Regions from separate parts of the Mus musculus genome. Here region 1 is linked to region 2. The links are chromatin loops, found by intact Hi-C in ENCODE. Cell type or tissue: left cerebral cortex. All regions are shown on one strand.

Region 1 (8,000 bases), 66 kb after region 2:
CTAGAGAAAATACCCTTCAATCATTCAGGTGCACTGAGATATTTTTAAGCCGTACAAACTGAAGGGATGCGTCAGCCTCTACCTAGCCTTGCAGTCTCAACAGTGCTACGGGGTGCTCCTCGGGAGCAGGCAGACAGTCACACTAGAAAGGATTGAGACTTTGCGGCCAGGGGACTGTGCGACAGCTGCGTGAACAGTGGCTCTAACATGGTATGTTCACGCATGTGTGAGAGCGAGGAACAGCTGGCAGAACAGGATGAATGCAGCCATTGTATGATCAGAACCAAACAAGGTGGTTGGGCTTTGGGCAAGGTGTCCGTGACTTTTCTATGATTGTGGAAAACACCATGTCCAAGGCAGCTTAAAGGAGAAGTGGGGTAAGAGTCTGCGATGGTGGGGAGGCACAGCGGCAAGCAACAGCAGTCTCAGCTGGAGCATAAGCTGAGGGCTCGCACCTTGGACCTCAAGCACACAGCAGAAAGAGCAGCTAGCAGTAGAGAGAGGCCTCAAGCATCCAAGCCCACCCCTAGTGATGTACTTCCTCCAGTGAGGCCACACTTCCTAAACCTCCTGACAGTGTCCTCAGCCTGGAAACAGAGGTTCAGATGCCTGAGACTATGGAGGGGGTACTTCAGGGGACAGTGATCATGAGGAATTGATTGACTTTAATTAACGTTACTTGGGACACACCAAGGCATTGGTCTTCCCTAACCTGCAGTGTGTTGTGCTTCCTCCTTAATTTCTGTCTTTCTAATTCTTTCAGGGATTCCCCCATTTCTTTCTGTCCATCTCACTGTCTTTCTTTCATCCTGCTCCCTGCATAGAGCTTACCTCCTGTGACTGTGAGGATGCAGTTTGGAGTTAGAGTTGACCCCATATGCTTGATGATGACAGAAATACAGATAGTATAGTAGCTGCCACCTTAACTGTCTCGAGTGTACCCGATGGCATTAGATACGTTTGCACAGCTGCACAGCTGTTGCTACCATCTAACTTCAGAACTCTTGTTATCTTAAAAAACTGGAGATTTAGTAATGTTTAGTGCCCTTCTTTTATTTTATGTGTATCTATAAGTGCCTACATATATCATATTATATTGTATTGTGTTATATTATATTTATTGTATGTAACTATGCTGTCACTCTGAATCAGAAGGCTACCCTAGCACTGGTGGTGGGAGAGGGAAAAGAACGAGAAGACAGGTTTTTAAAATCCCCTGTCTTACTGACAGTGTGATCATGGTGTCTCTGGGAGTATTATTTTAAGCTTTCCTTTGGGTTTATGTAGAGCAATGAGCTAAGTAGAACTCTCTCCAAAAGGGTTCCTTTTTACCCCGTCTTGATTTTGTAGCTTGCAGTGAGCTGCACACTCCATCGCTAGATCGAAAACCAAATAGTTTTGTGGCTGTGAGTGTCACCACCCCTCCGCAGGCGTTCTGGACGAAGCACGCACAGACGGAGATCATCGAGGTGGGTGCTGCTGGTCCCTCTCTGTCAGGGAGCCCTCCTGCTCATGGTTGTCAGTGGCCCCAGCAGAAGGGCCACTCAGTTCTTGGGTAGCTGTGGCTTTGGTTCCATTTCAGCTCATTTATCCATTTTGTCACAGTTCTGGGATGGCCCTTCATTTGCCACATCCTGCCTGCTTTGATGGACTGTTGATTAAGGAGGGACCTATAGGCTGATTGACTTTTAAGAGATAAGACATAGCTCTCCCTTGTCACTCCCGTTGCTGCTATGATTAGAGAATTCTGTTCATTCCCCAGTGCTTGGAAGGTGTTTACTGTTAGGCTGGGGCATGCCTGTATTCTTTATTAACTTTTATTTTTGCATTTTTTATGTTCTGTATTGTGTGCTTTTAAAAAATAATTTACATAGCTTTACTTAGTGAAGTTTACAATATCTTTTTAGATAGTTGAGCACATTATATGAGTTATGGTACAGGTCATAGGAGTTTCTGACATGGCATTTCACAGGGTTTTATTTGTAATATGAATAATTACCAAATCAAGCTTCATTTTAATTTTTATATTTCTATGCTTTATACATGAACTCATTAATACATAATTTTAATTCAACTTTTCCATTTTAGAAACTAGCCCCCTCTAAGTGAGGTTGCCTATGGTAGAAGCACTTGTTGAGCACAGGCCTCAGGCCAAGCAGTGTTGATTATTGGTACAAAACCTACAAGGACACAGCCCTTGCCCTCTAGCTTCCCAAGGATAAGGGGGCTGAAATACCCCTGATCATTTCATGCACCGGAAAGAAAGCCTGGGGACCATTAGGGTAGCAGGGTGGGGACACAGGAGCTATATCCCTTTAAGCAGGCTTCCTAGCCAGGACTTGACCTCAGGTCCAGGCAGAGGCCTGGTTCCGCATGTCTTGCAGGTAATGCTTGTGCTTCTAGTCTAGGACTGAACGTAGTATGTGGTGCCAGGTGATAGCAGAACATCATGGGATTTAAGAAATCACTAGATCTGCTTAGTGTGTGCAAGAAACTGATTTTGTAGGCTGAGCAAGGTGCTTGCGATACAGCACAGTAGCTAGCTTTGCAGGACTTCTGCAAGGAGGTCTTCTGCCTCTGACAGGTGTCTGGGGGAAGGATGCAGGATGACTTTAGTGGATGGAAGGAAGGAGTGAGTGGGGAGAACAGGTATGTGGGGAGAGAGGCTGGAGGTAGACTTTGTAGAAGGGTTTGTGGTCTCCTGGTCATTGCCTGCTCAACAAACAAGGGGGCACCAAAGCTGAATCCTAGACCTTTAGCCTGCTTTAACAGATTCCCAGGCATGAGAAAGGATGATGGGGGAAGGCTCATAGACCCCCTAGGAGGGGCTGCCCAGCAAGTACTGAGAGACTAGACCTAGAGCTGCTGAGAAGAGTATGTAGAGCTCTGAGGCAGAGCTGCCAGAAAATAGGTACCTTTGATCTAGAAACTAGACCCAGTCCTAAAAGAGGACAGCTCTCAAAAGGTCAGTTTTAATTATTCCAAACACAGGAGTCTAGAGATAATTACTGAACCCGTCCATTTCCTCTTTCCTCTGCCTTTGCATGAACCTGAAAGGAACACCCCTAAAGAACAGTCTAAAATATAGCACACCGAAACTGCACTGCAAGAACACCAATGGATGTTGACCGCAAACTCATTTCAGGTTCAGAAAGGTCCTCCTCTAGGAGCAAATCCTCTGCACAGCCTCTGCAGGAGCCTGCTTGTCCTGTCAGATTGGCGATGATCTTGCCAGGATAGATTTTCCTCTTTGGAGAGCAGAGTTCTTTGGTTCTTGTCTGGTGCTGCCATTAGTGTTTGTGTTGAACAGACAGTAAAAACGTTAATTTCCTCATTCTGAAAATGTTAGGACAGTTAAAAACAAGTCCTTAAAATAAAATCCAACTCTTGTTTTCTGTTCTAGGGAACCAACAACCCTATCTTTCTAAGCAGCATTGCCTTCTTTCAAGACTCCCTTATCAATCAGATGACCCAGATCAAGCTGTCTGTGTATGATGTCAAAGACAGATCTCAGGGAACAGTTAAGTATCGTGCAGTCGGGCAACAGTCTCTCTTCATTTAGAGTTGTGTTACAGTCCAAGCAGGATGGAGTTCACCACTGCCTTATGAATTAACCTGTGTGGAGACACACTTGTCTCTGGGAATTCTCTTCTGACCTTTGTCATGGGTTCACGAGGTGAGGGTGGGTCGGTTATAGGAACCACCGACTTCCCTGGATTGTGGTACGTGGGTCAGAGGGACGCCAAGCGTCCTTCTACTGATCTCCCTCTCTCCCCCAGATGTACTTACTGGGCTCTGGAACATTCGTGGTCAAAGATCTGCTCCAGGACAGGCATCACAGATTGCATCTGACACTGAGGTTGGTGTTGCCTTCATTCCTTGGAAAGGGTCTAAAGGTTTGCCCCTCCGTCCTCCCAGCAACTGTCTAGGGGAGGCAGTGGTGCCTGCCGAGGGGAGGTAAGATGGACCGCTTAGTGTGCCAGAAGGCCTGTCAGGATGCTTCCTTCCTTGCTGCTCCCAGGACCCTGGTGACTCAGGATGGCTGAGCTTTGCCTTAAGAAAAGCAGCTGAGCCAATGCAGTGCTTGTCAAGGCGCGATGCTTGTTGCAGGTCTGCAGAGAGTGACCGTGTCGGCAACATAACTGTGATCGGCTGGCAGATGGAGGAGAAGTCCGACCAGCAGCCCCCTGTGACCCGGTCTCTGGACACTGTCAATGGAAGGGTGAGTGGGAGCCTTTCTCATCTCCGTCAGAGGCATAGGAGCATTGATTATCTTCATACACATCTGTCTCAGTGAAGGGCAGGGCCTGCTGCTTGACGTTGCCTTCCATGGGACTCTCCGGGCTTTCTTGGGTATGACGCCAAGAGGAACGGAAGGGCTCCTGCTCTGCTGACCTGGAACTGGTCTCTGCTCCCTGAGCCACACCAGCCACTTCCATAGCACAGGGTTGAGAGCAGAGCATCTTTGCTAATGTATGTGGTGCAGAGCGGGAAGGTGTGGGCGAAGAGGTAATGAAGACCTATGCCTTCCATCACACCCTGCCAGTGACTGACTTTCCCAGTCACCTTCACACTCCCTCCCAGTCAGGACTGTCCCTGCCTATCTCCTGTCTCCTCATGTCCCACACAGTCTCTCACCCAGACAGTTACCAAACGAGAATTCCAACTTAAGAGCCAGTGCTGTTGAAGAAGCATTATAAAATGAGACCTCAGTTGCCAAAGTGTGCTCAGAGCACTTGCACTGAGGATGTTCTTGATGGCTGCTGCTCTTCTGTTTCATTTTGTGTACCACAACCCTGACACCCAAGGTGCAGTGACTCAGAAGACAGACAGACACTCAATGAAAAAAAGGCAGTATGAGGAAGGACATAAGTGTGTGTGCTAGTCAGCTGTGCACTGTGGACCAGCCCAGCGAGTGTGTGTGATACACAGGCTTATGTCTGCGGCCTTGATGGAGTCTCCACACCGTTCTTGTCCTTTTCTGTAATTTTTATCAGATGGTTCTGCCCGTTGATGAAAGCTTGACTGAGGCCTTGGGAATCCGATCCAAATATGCTTCTTTGCGAAAAGACAGCTTACTGAAAGCAGGTAAGCAGCTTCCTTTCATGTGACTGGCCACCCTTTACTCCCACCCACTTTGATTGGCACACTCATGCCCCAATTGGCACCTATCTGCTGTTCTTCATCAATATGGCATTTTCGGCAGTATGCAGAGCCAGAAATCCCTTGAGGAAGGGGCTCCATTTCACTCTTATTAGATATTGACTTTAGTGACTGACCATGTTCCTTGCTGTTCAGAGTTACTACCATCGTCTGACAGCAAGGAGTGTCAGGCACTGCTTGGAGGGGCTTGCTTTATGTGGGTTTGGGGTTTTGAGTTTTGTTGTTGCTGTTTGCTTGCTTATTAGTTCTCTTGGGAAAACAGGGCCATAGAGTCACTGAGGGCCCAAGGAGGAGCGGTGCAGTGGGTCTGCAGCCGTTTCACCCACAGCCTATCTTCTTGCATTCCCACCTCAGTGTTTGGTGGTGCCATCTGCCGCATGTACCGCTTCCCAACTACTGATGGTAACCACCTACGGATCCTGGAGCAGATGGCAGAGAGCGTCCTCTCCCTGCACGTGCCTCGGCAGTTTGTGAAGCTACTGCTGGAAGAAGATGCAGCCAGGTGAGGCCAAGTGGATGGACACTTACCACTCATGAGCACGTGCCTACGACAGGCTGAGTGCAGACCCAGGCTCTTCCCTTGCTGGCCCCATGGCCCCAGCCATCTGAAGCCTGTTTGCTCCTCTGACTTACAGTTTGGCGGGCAAGAATTTACGGGGCTGAGCTTGAAGCCCCAGAGGCTTGGCTAACATCAGCCTATCTTCCCTTCTTTCTCTCTCTTTTCCTTCTCATCCCTCCTGTTTGGAACCATAGAGATGAGAGCTCAGAGGATGGCCCTACAGAGTCCTCCCCTCCCACAGAGCCAATCTTTTATCCCGAGGTATATTTCTCAGTTCCAAAGAAGGCTGAGACTATTTCCTCTCTGTCTCAGACTGTGACCTCCACAGCTTTTTCTAAATCAGCATTAGTGATTAACATCATGTGTGTTACTGCTTCAAAGAGCTTCTTCATTGGGCAGGTGCTTTAGAGCCAGCTAAGGTGTTGGCAGCAACTGTACAGGCAGGGCTGACACCCAGTGTAGGCAGCAAGCATGCTCAGATGGGAGATGGGGCTCTCCAAGAAGTGTGAGACTGTCGCTGTGTTCTTGACATGGAAAGGAGGTTGTTGGGAAGAGGGTGGGGAGGTGAGTGGTTTCTCACATCTCCCGTCCTTCTCTTCTGGAGTAATGCATCGTTCCGCAGAGAACCAGACCAGTGCTGGAATGAGTGTTCAAGGTCACCAGGCAGAGCTCCTCCTCAGCTGCTTCTCTCCTCCCCACATTCGCTGCTGGCCTTGAGCATTTACCTTGGCTCCTGTAGTTTCTCTGCGTGCTTCCTGCGTGCACAGTGATCTCTCCCATCATCCTGTGAGGATGGCAGTGGCACTGCTGGCCTGGTCCTAACTGCAGGGAGGTGAGCCAGCCCTGTGGCCTGATGTGTGTGTGTTTTGCTTGCAGGGTATGTGAGTTGGAAGAGTTGGGGGAGCTGTCCCCTTGCTGGGAGAGCCTCCGGCGCCAGATTGTCACCCAGTATCAGACTATCATCCTCACCTACCAGGAGAATCTGACTGACCTCCATCAGTACAAAGGTGGGTGTGGCCCTGTCTTCCCAGGTTCCTGCATCTCCCACACTCTTAACCAGGCACTGAAGGCTTGGGATGCTCAGACTTTCTGATTATCTTGAGTGGGATTTTAAAAATAGATTCTCATGTAGGTGTGAATTCTTTCAACTCTGGGGTTTTCAGATCTTAATTGAAATGATAAATCAGTGAATTCTGGTGTTATCTCCTAAAACAATCCCTGTGAAATGAGGTCGAAGTGAAGCGGTTTCAGGTTACCTTGGCCGCGTGGGTTCTTCTCCTCACACCACTGAAAACCAACAGATATGGACTGTTTGCCTGAAGCAAAGCAGTTTCCTAGTTTTAATATTCAATGCCATTTTAAAGGAAGGTGTAAGTTGTCAGAGTGCAGTTTGCTATTTTAAACTCAAGAGAAAGTGAGGTTTAGACACCTCAACTTTCTTTTTTCTTTCTTCTTTTTCCTTTTTCCCAGGCTGGAGTCTGTGAGGGGTGGGGGTGTAAAGCCCAGGGCTTAGTGCATGCTAGGAGAATGCCCTTCTTGAAGATGATATTTGGTTTTCAAACTATGCAATTTCTTTTTAACCCATTTTCTTTCTATTCCAAATGGGATAGGTTTTTTTTGTTTGTTTGTTTAATTGTTTTAGTCTTTGAAAGTACTCTTTTTTTTCTCTTTCTTTTTCTCCCCCCCCCCCCCCCCCCAGACAGGGTTTCTCTGTATAGCCCTGGCTGTCCTGAAACTCACTCTGTAGACCAGGCTGGCCTCAAACTCAGAAATCCTCCTGCCTCTGCCTCCCAAGTGCTGGGATTAAAGGTGTGCGCCACCACTGCCCGGCTTCTTTTTTTTGACCTTTCTTTCTTTCTTTTTTTTTTTTTTTTCTTATAGCTTATTTATTTTGGAAAGATTTATTTTTGAGATTATAATATAAATATATTTCTTCCTTTCCTCCTTCCCTTTCATTTTGTTTTTTGTTTGTTTTTCTTTTTTGCTTTATTTATGTATATGAATGCCTTGTCCTTCTGCCTGTCTGCAAAGCAGAAGAGGGCATCAGATTCCATTATAGCTGGTTCTGAGTCACCACTTAGATGCTAGGAATTGAATTTAGGACCTCTGGCAGATCAACTAGTGTTTGTAACCACTGAGCCATGTCTCCAGCCCCACTCCTTTTTTTCAGAGTAGTCTTTACCTTTGGTTTCTTTCCTTCTATATACTGATTTGTCAGTTTGAGGGAAATCTGTGATTTTCACAGACAATATAGGAACTTGTTCATAAACTTAGCAAG
Region 2 (8,000 bases):
TTTAGAGTTTTACCCATGCATATGTGTTTTGATCAACCCTCCAGACACCCCCCCCCCCCCCAGTTTCCTCACTGTCCCTTCCCACCGCTCCAACTTGCCCCGCCCCCTTACGTTTTTAAGTAAGCCTCTGTTTAGCTCCAACCAGCTCAGGCAGCTGCAATGTTAAACATCTGTGGCTGGGTTGTTTGTTTGTTTGTTTGTTTGTTTTTAGATCAGGTAAATAGCTCCATCTTCTAAGATAAAGTTCTTAGACATGTTAGAGACAAGCCCTACCAGGATGTTATCAGACAACTCCAATTGATGGGGAATAGATCCCTTTGGTCCCTTCGGTGAACATGGGTGCTTCTTTTTACAGTTCTTCAGTGCTTCAGAACCCACAGTGCTTGAGTCTGCATATATTTTCTGACAAAACTACTCGTCCATATGAACATCACATTTAATGATCTAAAGAGAAAGTCCCATTTAGGATGGTTCTAGTCCTAATGCTAATGCTGCCTGGCCCTTAATTCTTGTATTGTACATAGATGGTTTGAATTGATATATATGCTCCTCATTATCCAACATAGGGCTTGTTACAAACAGCTTGCCTCATTTTCAGGGTCTGAAGTGGGCCTTGGGAATTTATATTTGTAGTGTTTTCTTTTTAATTGTGCATATGTACTGCAGGTATGCATGCACCCGTGTGAGTGTGTGTGTGCACACGTGTGTGCCACAAAGCATTCATGAGTAGGTGGTGGAACTTAAGACAATTTGCAGAAATTGGTTCTCTCTGTCCAGCACATGGGAGTTGAACTCAAGTCCTCAGGCTTGATGGTAAGTTCCATTAGTCATTACCTGCTAAGCCTACCTGGCACCCTTGTATATGTTGGAGAAAAGAATGAAGCTGTTTCGAGAGTTATTAGGATCAGAGCCTGTGCTCAGGGAACCCTGGTAGGCTAGACTCAGCCACATGTTAATAGGCCAATTCAACAAACAATAGTGAAAAACCATTTCTCCAGTGTGACGTTACCGGGGAAAAGGACAAGAAGATCCAATGATATCCTATATATAGCATGCTTCAGGCGTCCAGTTCATCTTTCCCAGGTCCTAACATGAGGATTCCAGTTAAGGATAGCAGCAGTTCTGCATAGCTGAGCAGACCCAGTCAAGTCACTCATCCTCTTCTTCTTCATTGTCTAGTCTGCAGCAGAGTGGTCTGACAAGTCTCAAGAAATGTGTGAGGTCTCTTTCTGGGAGACAGTTCCACTTCTGGTCAACACCAGATTTCTCAACCTTTTCTTTATTCCAGCATGAGAGATTTATTTGCAAGACAATTGTGATTTCTTGGAGTGCATCATCTCAGTAGTTTGACAGTTCAAAGGAGGGCCACTCTCATCTCCTAGGAATATTTCCATTCCCACTAAGATGTTTACATGGCCAACGTTTGGGGTCCAAATGTCAAGAATGTTGAAAGACTGGTACACTGTGTCAAGGCTAAGTCTGGTATATTGTCATGTGTAGTCAATGCTCATTGCCGTATTTGTTCACAAACTCGGCTCCGCCTTTCCTTGCTAATCTTCATTCTGTGGTGGAATGGGGGTGTCCATCAGCATAGTAAAAAACATGACTGGTCTTTTCATATTACTCCAAATGTGCAAGAGTCAAGGGACAAATATTGGAACTCTGGTCAGATTCGTAATTGTCTTGAATGAGTTGAAATGAGATTAATGTTTATTTTTAAACTCATAAATTTAAAGAAGGATGCTATTGATTTGAAAACCCTCTTTAGCTTGAATATAAATAACACAGCTGTGCAAGCTAGCTTTTTGTTGTTGTTGTTGTTAGGTGGACACAAGCTAGAATCATCTGAAAAGAGGGAACCTCAGTTGAGAAAATACCTGGATCAAATTGCAATGTAGGCACCCTGTGGGGCATTTTCTTAATGGTTGATGTGGAAGGGCAAGACCTAATGTGGGTGGTGCCACCCCAGGCAGGTGGTCCTGAGTTATCTAAATAGCAGGCTAAGCAGGCCATGGAGAGCACACCAACAAGTAACTTTCGCTCCTGGCTTTTGCTTCCATTCCTGCCTCTAGGTTTTTGTCTTGAGTTCCTGCCTGATCATGGACTTGTAGCCTGTAAGCCAAATAAGCCTTTTCCTCTCCAAGTCGTTTTTGGCCAGTGGTTTAACCCAGGAAGAGAGAAAGCAAATTAAGACTCTGACCATAAAATTTATTATCTCATAGGAGAATGCTTTTGAGATTGAAAGGGGGATTTCTATTAATTTTACCGTAAGAAAATCAGGTATATCAGTCACTTGAATTTTAGAAGATGAAATAAGGACAATATTTTTAATTTTTCTAAGCATGTTTGAGTTTTTTGGCTTTTGGCCTTAGGGTTAAGGTTCAATCAATATTTTCTCCCCTTCATCTGATTAATAAAAGATAAGCATTTGGTAATAAGTTACTCTTTAGAAGATAAAAGTGGGTGTGGTGGTGCATACCTGTACTCTCAGCCTTTAGGAGGCAGTGGCAGGAACATGAATAACACGAAGGGCAGCTAGTGAGTGGGTGACCAACCTGGATTACCCTGTTCAAAAAAAAAAAAAAACAACCCAAAACGAAACAGAACAAGCAAAAAAAAAACCAGACAAATGAGGTGTAAAAAAACCTGAAAAATGTTTTTGTTTGTCCATTTAAGTTTCCCCTCATCAGGTAGAAATGTTAACGTTACAATAAAGTTAAAAACGATCAGAGGCAGGGAGCCCCTGTCTCAGTGGAAATAAATAAGTAATAAAATAAAAAAAAATGTATCTCCGAAAGTCCTGATTGGTCTTCTTCCCTATAGAAAAATAGAATTTTGAGGAGGAAGTGTTAAGGTCCGTTATCTTTTGGGTAGACTAGGTCTGGAAGGAAGTTCAAAAGACTACAGTTTGTTGGTGGCCACGCCCACTGAGTGATGGATCAGCTACACCTGCACTTCCGACCTCCAGCGTTTTTCTAGAATCGCTTGTTCTCTGGGCAGAAGCCTCAGGGCATGTGAAGGTGGAAAAACTCCCACTCCTGGGTGACGTCACATAAGAGGGTGTGACCTTTTGGGAGGTGCGGCTTCCTAGGGGCGGAGCCAGGGAGGGAGGGGGCAGGGCGGCGGTCGGGGAGTGGGGCGCGCATGCGCGGTGAGGGGGCGGAACCGGGGCGGGGTTGTGCGCTGTGTTCTGAGAGAAGGCGGTGGCAGGATTCGGGCTGCGCGGGGACGGCGGGTTCGGGTCTGGGGTGGACGCCACCGGCCGGAGTGAGGCGGCCAGGAAACAAATCCCGGCCGGTCTTCAGGACCGGACAGCAACCAGCGGGGCCGAGGCCGGGGTGTGCGGCCTGGAGGACAGAGGCCAAGGCTGAGCAAGTGTCCGGGCCGGGGCGCGCCAGGTAGGTGGGCCGAGCTGGGCCGTGCCAGGTCCGGTGTGCCGGGCTTAGCGGAGTGGGCTGGGCGGCTGGGAGCTGGAGACACTGGGAACCCGGCCCGGTGGCGCCCGCGGTTGTCATGGCAGTGGTACAGCCTAGCGGTTCGCTGGCCGCGTCTTTGGAGCGCGATCCTAGACTTGCGGTCCCCTTGCCGCGGGCTTCTCGGGGAGCCGTGCGATGCTATACAACGCGCCCGCCGGCTGCATCTCTGCTGTATCCCATAGGCATCCGACGCTGAAGGCCTCGCGGTATCTCGGGTGTCAACACACCGGGTAAAAATAAACATACATGTTGGTGGGAGACACGGACTCTACGTCCTCGCAACTCTTTGAGCATTTTCTGTTCGCGCATCGGCCAGGACAGGATCTCCCTCACCTTTGCTTTATGTATTTTATATTCTTCTGGCTTTCCTAATAAGCTAATTGAGGCCTGAGAGGTTTGCAGGGATCCGTGGTCGTCTTTTGCAAAGCCAGTCATGAATGTGTAGGCCACGGAAACACTCAAAATGTCAGACACAAATATATATCTTTGTGGGCGAAGGGAAGGAGTGTTGATGGGCCTTGGTTTCTCTTGCCCCTTCTCTCCTGCCCTCTGACATTACATAATGGTGGGTTCCTCCTGCCTGGATTTGACAGCTCATGAAAATGTCTCTCTGGGTAAGAAGGAAGTAAGTATTGGCCGTTGTAAATCTTTGCCTCTTAATGTGTTTGATGTTGAGAGATTGCCTAAGAGTAGAATGTGATTTGTCACCTGCCAGTTAGGGCCTCTGGGCCAAGGGGATGGGGGTGGGGTGGTACGGAAGTTGGGGTGTTGCAGTAATATTCTGCTTCGTTCACTCCTGTTCCCCGGGTGGGTTGTGTGGACAATGGGGACATCACAGGGCTGGGACATCACACAGCTGGTTGATCTGGGTGTGAATCCTGAAGGTTTTGTCACTTGCTAACTCAGGTTCTCAAGACCCTCATCAGTAAGAGGTGTAAACAGAACCTCATTAGCTGCGTTTGTTTTGAAATCTAATTGCCAGTGTCAGGCAGTGAACAGCTATAGGTTGTCCTACTTAGCCTGGTTGTTGGGTGAAGACGGAATTTTTCTTTGGATCTGGACTAGGGCCCTTGTTTGAGGACTGCTTTGACAAAAGGTTTCTCTTCGAAAATTCAGTTCTTTCATTCGAGGAGGTCTGTGTATTGGTCTGTACCTGTGGTGGTATCAGGAGATTGAAATGCTGTTTCCTGGGTGGCACTACATGTGAACACCGTTGCCTGGAGGTGTGTTCCCTGTGTCTTGTCAACATGATGTAGAAGAGTCAAAGTCACTAGGATGGTCGTCTTTAAAGACTGGGCTTACCGGAGTGGATGTTGGGTAAATACAGAGAAACCAGAGGACTGTGTTCCTACAGTGAGAACATTTGTCATCCTTCCTTAGCTACTTGACTTGGTCTAGCTACTGTTCCTTTCAGAATCTGCTTAGGCCCCCAGGCAGACTCGGTTTAGGAGATACATTGTAATAGTTTATTCCATTGTTTTGGAAACTGGATACTTTGTAGTATTGCTGTTAAAATCAATATTGGTTGGCTAAAATCACCTTAAGGAAATGACACAGAAGCTTTGTATCAATGACCTGACCCTGGAGAAGTAGAAAGTGTGTGGTAAAGAATTATTCACTCTTTCCAGCTGCCTACCCAGGAGAATTCTCAGCCAGCCCCTGAATGCACCAAAGGAAGGGACTAGGGAGCGCTGGGGACCAGTAACTTCCATCACCACCCTATGGTTTAGCGTCTCAGAGAGACCTCAGAGTGGAGGGGAAACTTTCCATCGAGGCTATTTTTTTCTTAGTTTGGCTTTTTAGTGAAAAACTCCTCCTTAGCCTCCATTTCCAGAGAAGTTCTCAGCATCATCAACTACTTGATGGTGTCAGGAGGCTGACTCTGTAAACAGTGGAGAAAGCTGGATTATCTCCTGCTTCTTTTGCAGAACTTGATTGATGAGCAAGAGACTGGTCCTGGGGCAGAGGCTCTGAGCAGAGCATGTGTTAGGGAGACACTATTCACTCCTTGCAGGTCTGCTTCACTATGCTTGTCTCTCTGTGCTTAAAAAGGAAAAGGCTCTCACAAACCAGTCCCCAGAAACCCCTGGACTGATCCCCGCTCTCTTAACTGATAGGAACTACTTTTGGTGCCCTGGGTCCATATTCTCCAAATGTTAGCATCTCGCTGTGCCTCTGTGACCTTTCTCTAGTGGTCATGCTCTCATGGGGGGTAGGGGTGGGATGAGGCTTCGAGACAGGGTTTCTCTGTGGAGCCCTGGCTGTCCTGGAACTCACTCTGTAACCAGAATGGCCTTGAACTCAGAGCTCCGCCTGTCTCTGCCTCCCAAGTTCTGGGATTAAAGATGTATACCACAACTTCCCTGCTATTTTTTTAATAACTTAATCATAACTTGATGCTGAGTACCCTGTACCTCTAAATATTTCTAGATAAATTTTCTTCCTTTTAAATTTTATTTAAATTTATTATTTTTCAATATTTTCTCCTTGGTTCTTTGGGAATGTCACATCATGCATCCTGATTATGCTATTTCCCCATGTCTGCCCCTACCCTTGTGACCTCCTCCCCCAAGAAAATAAAAAATAAAAATAAAAAAATTTTAAACAACAACAAACCCAAGTCCGATTTGTGTTGTCTCTATACTCAATGGAGCATGGTCAAACTCCTAGTGGCCTGCCCCTTAAACAGTGTGACCCTTCCCGCACCCAGGCCAGAAACCATCAATGGTGAAAAGCTAACTTCAACATCTTTATCACACTTTTTAAGACTTCTGATGGCTTCCTGTTTAGGCTGCTGCTTTTGAGGAGTGGGGTGGGGGTGGAGTAGAGGTTGTCACAGAAGCCTCTGTCCTGTTTTTTTTTTTTTTTTCAACTATGCGTCTGCAGTCATTGATATCTCTGCAAAAGTAGCTTCCTTGCTCTTTCTAGTCAGTGGGGGCATGGAACATGGGCTTGTGAGGTGGAATTCTTAAAAATTAAACATTCTGGGGATGGGTGAGTGGGTGGGTGAGGGAGCACCTCAGAAGCAAAGGGGAAGGGGAATGGGGTGAAGGACTCAGGGAGGGGTGACCAGGAAGCGGGAGCAACATTTGGAATGTAAATAAAATAATTTAATTAAGAAAAGAGAAACCCAAAACATTCTATACATACAGTACTTAAAACCCAGGAAATGAACATGACACGGTGCAGTTATTTAATGCACAGGTCTTATTTAGATGTTAGAGATTGCTCCAATGACGTTCTTTATCTAAAAGAAACCCCCCACCTTGTTTATTGTTTGGGTGCTTTATGGGCACAGTCTCTTTTAGCGTTCCTTTGTGTTTAATTGCCATGTTTGACGCTGACATGTTTGAAGACTATTGTTTTAGATAATGCCTCTCAGTTTGGGTTCCCTGATACTTGGGTTCAGGTTGGTGCTTGTTGCAGGAGCAGCAGAGTTGCAGCCTTGTCAACTGGAAGATACTGCCTACGACCTCATTAAACATGAAGCTAGGCTTGTTAGCTTTGATACCTTGATGAGGATGATGTGGGCGTCACTGAGATGTTTCACTTTCCCCTTGGTGATTAATATGTATCTCTCAGGGATGCAGGGCAGTGTCACTCCTTATATCCAGCCTCAGCTAGAGCCTATTGGTGCCTTCTATGTGGATTATGCTAGAGTTGACAAAGATTTTCTAATTCTTGTATCCTTCTACCTGTATTAAAAAGGATACCTTTTCTTTTGGCCAATACGCACTTGTAACTTTGAGTTACATCCATGGCCATGAAATGTTGCCTCATTTATTAGACTTTAATCTGTTGCTGTCATTATTTCTTTGTTACTCAGAGGTCCTGGAGTTGGCCTTTGGAACGTGTTCCCATCATACTCTAAGGACTTCTTTTTCATCCTGGCACAAAATCTCTGAGACGCCATTTGCATTTTCCTTGCCCCAGCCTCAGAATCAGCTGTTTCCAGAACTCTATTCCTTTCATGGAGAGTGGCTATAGACTCCAGGATGCCAGCTGTAGTTGTGCTAGTGAAGGTGATGTCATCGCATTTATTTATGTTTATATTTCATGCTTATATTTGTAGTGCGGGAAGTCAACCTCGATTTCAGGTATGCCGGGGAGGCCCTCTGCCACTGAGTTCTGTAAGTTACATGGTCAGTCTTTGGGTCATTGCCTTGAGACCTTTTCAGTGGACCAGTGCTCTTGTTAGAGCTGGCCTGATGGCTCAGTAGGTAGAGTCACCTGCTTCAGAGCCTGACAATCTGAGCTCCATTCTTGGTGACTCAAAACAAGTTAAAGTGTGGTAAGTTTAAACTGCAGCTCGAATAAGCCTAAGAGTAGTCCCATTACCTCTGATTGCTAAGAGTACCATTTCCTCGGATTTGCTTTTTCAGTTTCATGCTGTGTCGTGGAGTGTTGTTTGTGTACTGATGTGATGAGCTTGTCCTTTTTGAGAGTAGGGCTTCATATTCCAAAGTAGGGGTGTGCTGTAACTCATTGTACTGTCTTGTATTGGAGGGCAGGTAGGTCCTTTCC

Evidence for each region. A loop is a pair of places that touch in the nucleus more often than their neighbours do. Peaks named below come from ENCODE experiments on the same cell type or tissue, not always from the same donor. Only the 100,000 strongest peaks of a DNase experiment are listed, where the experiment ranks them.
Region 1: it touches region 2 in a loop (3-fold over the local background); 7 of 42 quality-filtered maps call a loop at or near these places.

The regions. Positions count from the first base shown.
Region 1 is chr1:37,362,760-37,370,759 of GRCm38, forward strand. It overlaps Inpp4a (inositol polyphosphate-4-phosphatase, type I), which reads left to right. Exons shown (of 26, transcript NM_030266.4): 5 at 1,351-1,469; 6 at 3,404-3,520; 7 at 3,780-3,859; 8 at 4,111-4,222; 9 at 4,998-5,088; 10 at 5,518-5,665; 11 at 6,599-6,729. Among named protein-coding and RNA genes, the nearest start is that of 4930439A04Rik, 33 kb to the left of the region's middle. In left cerebral cortex, no CTCF peak of the experiment used is centred here; DNase peaks (open chromatin) are centred at 4,655, 5,157, 5,574 and 6,210; H3K27ac peaks cover 2,398 bases.
Region 2 is chr1:37,296,721-37,304,720 of GRCm38, forward strand. It overlaps Inpp4a (inositol polyphosphate-4-phosphatase, type I), which reads left to right and starts at 3,118. Exons shown (of 26, transcript NM_030266.4): 1 at 3,118-3,398. In left cerebral cortex, no CTCF peak of the experiment used is centred here; DNase peaks (open chromatin) are centred at 3,097, 3,512, 3,873, 4,197 and 1 more place; H3K4me3 peaks cover 2,500 bases; H3K27ac peaks cover 1,153 bases.